2 separate regions of the Homo sapiens genome follow, and region 1 is linked to region 2. The links are chromatin loops, found by intact Hi-C in ENCODE. Cell type or tissue: GM12878. All regions are shown on one strand. Each heading gives the region's core, and the rest is flanking DNA. Links, peaks and the distances in the headings are about the cores only.

Region 1 (2,914 bases), core at 119-2,618, 66 kb before region 2:
AAGACATTTCTAATCTTATTTTACCAATAATTTTAAAGCCAGCTTATTTATTAAAGATTTTACTTAAGTGAACTTGAAGAAGCATCTTGTCCTGATAAAGTATTTGATTTAAGCACTTTTATTCTCTTTAAGCCAATTAATTAGAGCTCTTTTGTATATTTTTAGTAGTGAAACATTATGTACACCACACACAGATTCATGGACGCATTAGGCATGCTGATAGAAGTACATCTTATAGATTCAAAAAACCTCTTTTTTTTCTATCTCAAACTTTCAAACTCTTTTTTTTTCTTTTTTTCTTTTTTTCTTTTTTTTTTTTTTTGAGGCAGGGGCTCACTCTGTCACCCAGACTGGAATGCAGTGGCATGATCCCAGCTCACTGCAACCTACATCTCCCATGCTGAAGTGATTCTCCTGTCTCAGTCTCCCAAGTAGCTGGGATTACGAGTGTGCCACTACTGCCTGGCTAAGTTTTGCATTTTTAGTAGAGACAGGGATTCACCATGTTGGCCAGGCTGGTCTTGAACTCCTGATCTCACATGAGTCACCTACCTCAGCTTCCCAAAGTGCTGGGAATACAAGTGTGAGCCACCACGCCCAACCCTTTCAAACTCTTCATAACCTGTTTCCTTACCCCAGGCAGTTGTCAGCTAAATAACCCTAAATTTCCATGTTACAGGAAACACTTTTTAGGAGAAAAAATCAGCAAAACTTACATCTCAAAGTACAGAGGAAGAAGTCTGGTGTGTTAGAGGGAAATTAAAATGGGTTCACTGCCAATTAAACATAAAATTATACAAATCTATCATAAAGGCTTTTAAACACACACACACCACACACACACACACACACACACACACACACACACAGACATCCTGTAGCTTTTACTTCAAAACTCTAGCCATGAGATATTAATATAAATTTACCAGCTTGCAAAAAAAATTTGGATCTAAACAGTGGTTTTTATCTCAGTAGAAAGGTAACAGCAGATGTAAAGCAGGCAGAAAAGAAAATAGAGAAAGAGAGAACTTAGGAACTCTATAGCGTGCAAGCCGCCATTAGGGCTCTCTTACCTTGATGTAAATGTGCACAAAGACCATAATATTTTTGTTTTACACAAACTCCAGAAAGTAGAGGCGCCATAAAACCAATGGAGTGCCCACAAGGGGGTCACTCTTCTTGCTTTCTCCTCATTCTTAGATTATTTGTTTCCCACTTTTTCTTTTCTTTTCTTTTCTGTTCCTCCTCTCCTCTCCTCTTTTCTCTTCTCTTCTTAAAGGAGGAAGTGAGCTGTGGGCTAGAGGTTTGTGCAGTGGGTCACAGTGTGCTGGTTGTGGGTGGGACTCCACAGGGTCTCACCACTGAGTCATTTCTTCCCTCTCATGTGTCTCAGTTTCTCTCTCGGAAGGTCTAAACACCTCCAGGAGGGCCCAAAATGCAGAGTGACCAGCTCCCATATGTGCTTCCTGGACAAGCCTTTTTAAAACTCATTTTGTTGGGTGTTCCCTGTAGGCCACTCACATCACGATGGGGTCCATCCACCCCCAGACATTCCCACAAGCACCCCTCATCACTTCCCACATTTTGGCTGGGAGGAGCAAAATGCCCTTTCTTTTTTAAGCTGAGGAAACACAGTCTCTCGTTTCCCTATGAAAACAACAGTTCAGTTCCTCATGCAAATGTGAACAGACAAGCCAAATCGAGATTAATTTGGGGAGAAAAGCAATGGAGAAGACCCTTTAGAATGTATCTCCCAACTAGAAGTAGGATCCTTAAACAACAACTTCCTAGAAAGAAAAAGAAATAGTAGATCAGAATAAATAAAGGGCCGTCAACCAAAGGGAGGTCGGGGCTCAGGAGGACTTACCACTTCTGGCAGAGAAGAAGCTCAAAATCCTGGAGGCTTTCAGTGGGCCCCTGCTGGTACCTTAGCTCCAGGTTGAGACAACTCCTTTGGGGTCCTGAGTCTTATCTGAGGCCTCACGTGTTCAGGCACCAAATTATTGTGGACAAAAAGAGTCAAACTCTGTAATATATTAGAAGAGATTTTTCTGAGCCAAATATGAGTGATCAGCACTCAGGAGGTCCTGAGAACATGTGTCCCTTGACTTTTTAATAATAGCCATTCTGACAGGTATCAGATGGTATCTCATTGTGGTTTTGATTTGCATTTCTCTCATGATCAGTGATGTTGAGCTTTTTTTATATGATTGTTGGCCACATGTATGTCTTCTTTTGAAAAGCGTGTGTTCATGTCGTTTGCCCACATTTTAATGTGGTTGTTTGTTTTCTTCTTGTAAATTGGTTTAAGTTCCTTAAAGATACTGGAGAGTAGACCTTTGTTAGATGCACAGTTTGCAAAAACTTTCTCCCAGTCTGTAGATTGTCAGTTTACTCTGTTTACAGTTTCTTTTGCAGTGCAGAAACCCTTTGGTTTAATTAGATCTCATTTGTCAATTTTTGCTTTTGTTGCAATTTCTTTTGGCATTTTAGTCATAAAATCTTTGCCCGTGCCTGTGTCCTGAATGTATTGTCTAGGTTGTCTTCCAGGTTTTTATAGTTTTAGGTTTTACATCCATCAATCAATCCATCCTGAGTTAGTTTTTTTGTATATGGTGTAAGGAAGGGGTCCAGTTTCAATTGTCTGCATATGGATAGCCAGTTATCCCAGCACAGTTTGTTGAATAGGGAATCCTTTCCCCATCACTTTTTTTTTGTCAGGTTTCCTAAAGATCAGATAGTTGTAGGTGTGTGGTTTTATTTGTGGGTTTTCTATTCTGTTCCATTGGTCTATGTGTTTGTTTTTGTACCAGTACCATGCTGTTTTGGTTACTGTAGCCCTGTAGTATAGTTTGAAGTCAGGTAACATAATGCCTCCAGCTTTGGTTTTCGGTTTTTGTTTTTGCTTAGGCTT
Region 2 (2,914 bases), core at 110-2,609:
GTCTACACACATGCATGCACACACACACGCACACTCATACAATCTCACACACACTCACATACACACACACAACATGCACACACATACAATCTCACACACTCACATACACACATGCGCACTCACACACAATCTCACACACACACGCACACACACCATGCAAACACTCATACAATCTCACATGCACACACGCACACACAATCTCAGACACACACAACATGCACACACATACAATCTCACACACTCACATACACACACGCACACACAACACACACACACATACATATACTCACACACACTCATACACATACAAATAAACCCACACAGAAACACACTCAAACTCACACACACACACCTACACACACACACACACCTCCCCACATACACACAGATGCATGCAAATGCAACTACAGAGAGAGAAACAAAAACACACAAATTCAAACACGTACAGACAAAAACACACAAATATACACAGACACAAAAATACAAACATGCATACATATACACACCCAAACACATACAAACACACACACACAAGCACACACAGAAACACCCCTACAAACGCACACGCAGCTCTGCACAGAATTTTGGAACTTGTCTGAACCCACTGGGCTCCAACCTGCGATCAGGATGTCCAGGGGGTCCCTGGGGGCCGAGCACTCGGAGGAGAGGTTGTGTGCACCATACGTAGCATCTGTATTGGCCCCCTTGGGAGCGGCTCACAGGGCCCAGGGGGAAGTTGGCCTGGGAGAGCCCAGCCTCGGGCTGCTGGCCAGGGCGCTGGAGGAAGTCACGTGCCCCCTCCTAGTACACAGCGAATCTGTGGTAGCCGACATCAGAGCTGCACTGGAGGGTCAGTCCACGCAGGGTCCTTGGGGGTCAGGAGGGAGGGCTTCCTAGACACACATGGAGGGAACAATGACCTGAAACTGGAGGAGGCGGCTCCTCACAGACACCTCAGACCCTCCTCCGGACTTCCCATCTCATTATCTCTCATGGCTTATGGGAAAATGAGCTATTTTTGAGACCGTTTATGGTATAATGTAGGTTTGCTGAGGATCTCCCCAACAGCTCTGAAAGAATGTATTATATCTTTTTTAGGTCTTCAGAGTCTAAGGTGCTTTTGGGAACATTTGTTGAAAATATTTTTGCTGACGATGTTAAGAACCTGTTGAAAGGTTATTCTTAGGAGAGATACTGGAGAAGTGGGTCTCCATATTCAAATGACCTGGAGAAACCCCAAGAGGATGATTATTCATTAGAGCGGCAAGTATTTAGCATAATGCCGTTGAACCTGACTGTATCTAGAAGACACACACACACACACACATGCACACAAACAACCCTATGCACAACTAGTAAATAGCAAGCTCGGCTTTCATGTGGTTTTACACTTTCATGCAGATACGGAGGTGTTTGTGGAGGGGTCTCTGTGGGTTTCCCGTGAGTACAGAGAAGGAACAGCTGTGTGTGTGTAATGGGCACTGTAATTTCTAAAAATATAACTCACTGTAAGCAAGGTATTTGAGGACACACTGCCATTACAAAATGTTCCCAAATCTGGTGGCTCACGCCTGTGATCCCAGCACTTTGGGAGGCCGAGGCGGGCGGATCATGAGGTCAGGAGATTGAGACCATCTTGGCTAACACGGTGAAACCCCATCTCTACTAAAAAAATACAAAAAATTAGCCGGGCGTGGTGGCGGGCGCCTGTAGTCCCAGCTACTCGGGAGGCTGAGGCGGGAGAATGGTGTGAACCCGGGAGGCGGAGCTTGCAGTAAGCCCAGATCACGCCACTGCACTCCAGCCTGGGCGACAGAGCGAGACTCCGTCTCAAAAAACAAACAAACAAATAAAAAGTTCCCAAATTTGCCTCTGATGATTAAACATTACTGAAGTCCTAGATCTGTGCACACTTCCCTGAAACTTAGCATCACTCAGAGTTGCCAAGAGGCACATCATGTAACCTGGGATGAGTTCACAGCGCATGGTGGGCCTGAGACTAAGCTCAGGTATCTAAGCAGACTCAAATTAGGAACTTCGTCATTCTTGCACCGGAAATTATGGTTTTGTTGCTCAAATATTCTAAGTCAGAGAATGGGAAAGGAAAAAAATGGAGAAATCATGATTTTATATATATATATATATTTTTTTTTTTTTTTTTTTTTTTTTTTTTTTTTGAGACGGAGTCTCGCTCTGTCACCCAGGCTGGAGTGCAGTGGCGTGATCTCGGCTCACTGCAAGCTCTGCCTTCCAGGTTCACGCCATTCTTCTGCCTCGGCCTCCCGGGTTGCTGGGGCTACAGGTGCCCACCACCATGCCCGGCTAATTTTTTTGTATTTTTAGTAGAGACGGGGTTTCACTGTGTTAGCCAGGATGGTCTCAATCTCCTAATCTCATGATCTGCCCACCTTGGCCTCCCAAAGTGCTGGGATTACAGGCGTGAGCCACCACTCCCGGCCATCATCATGATATTTTTAAAAGTTAAAAATATCAACTCGTTTTCTTTTTTAAAAAAAATAATGCAAGCTAGTAAACTACAAAAAGTTCAACATAAAATAAAAGCAACCTTCGTGACTTATATTTACTGAGTTGGTGGATAAGCAAGAATTAGGACCTGGCTCTGGGTAGCTGGGAATGGAGGTGCTGTTCTCAGCGTGCAAATCTACATTGACTGTTTTCAGGAGCTTTCATTGTAGAGACCTAGGGAACAGCTCCTCATAACGGCCGCAGGGATGGTCATTCTGACTTCCCGTTCCACTGCACATCTGTCCTGTGCAGCTGAGAGGCGAGGCTGTGGCTCACTGCAGCATTATTGCACACGAGTGCTGTTCTGCCCCATAGAAGGCTCCAGACTACGCTCCACATTTAGGTCTTTTTCTTTCTATCTACCCTTTTCCAGTCAAAATGTTCATTT

What was found. Hi-C counts contacts between places; a loop is a spot of excess contacts. Peaks named below come from ENCODE experiments on the same cell type or tissue, not always from the same donor. Only the 100,000 strongest peaks of a DNase experiment are listed, where the experiment ranks them.
Region 1: it touches region 2 in a loop (2.9-fold over the local background); 2 of 110 quality-filtered maps call a loop at or near these places.

What each region holds. Positions count from the first base shown.
Region 1 is chr19:54,615,509-54,618,422 of GRCh38, reverse strand. It overlaps a transcript of LILRB1 not described here. Among named protein-coding and RNA genes, the nearest start is that of LILRB1, 14 kb to the left of the region's middle. In GM12878, for the core only: no CTCF peak of the experiment used is centred there; DNase peaks (open chromatin) are centred at 642, 1,352, 2,112 and 2,272; H3K4me3 peaks cover 2,500 bases; H3K27ac peaks cover 2,500 bases.
Region 2 is chr19:54,549,959-54,552,872 of GRCh38, reverse strand. No RefSeq gene overlaps it. Among named protein-coding and RNA genes, the nearest start is that of LILRA2, 22 kb to the left of the region's middle. In GM12878, for the core only: no CTCF peak of the experiment used is centred there; DNase peaks (open chromatin) are centred at 742 and 1,352; H3K4me3 peaks cover 817 bases; H3K27ac peaks cover 750 bases.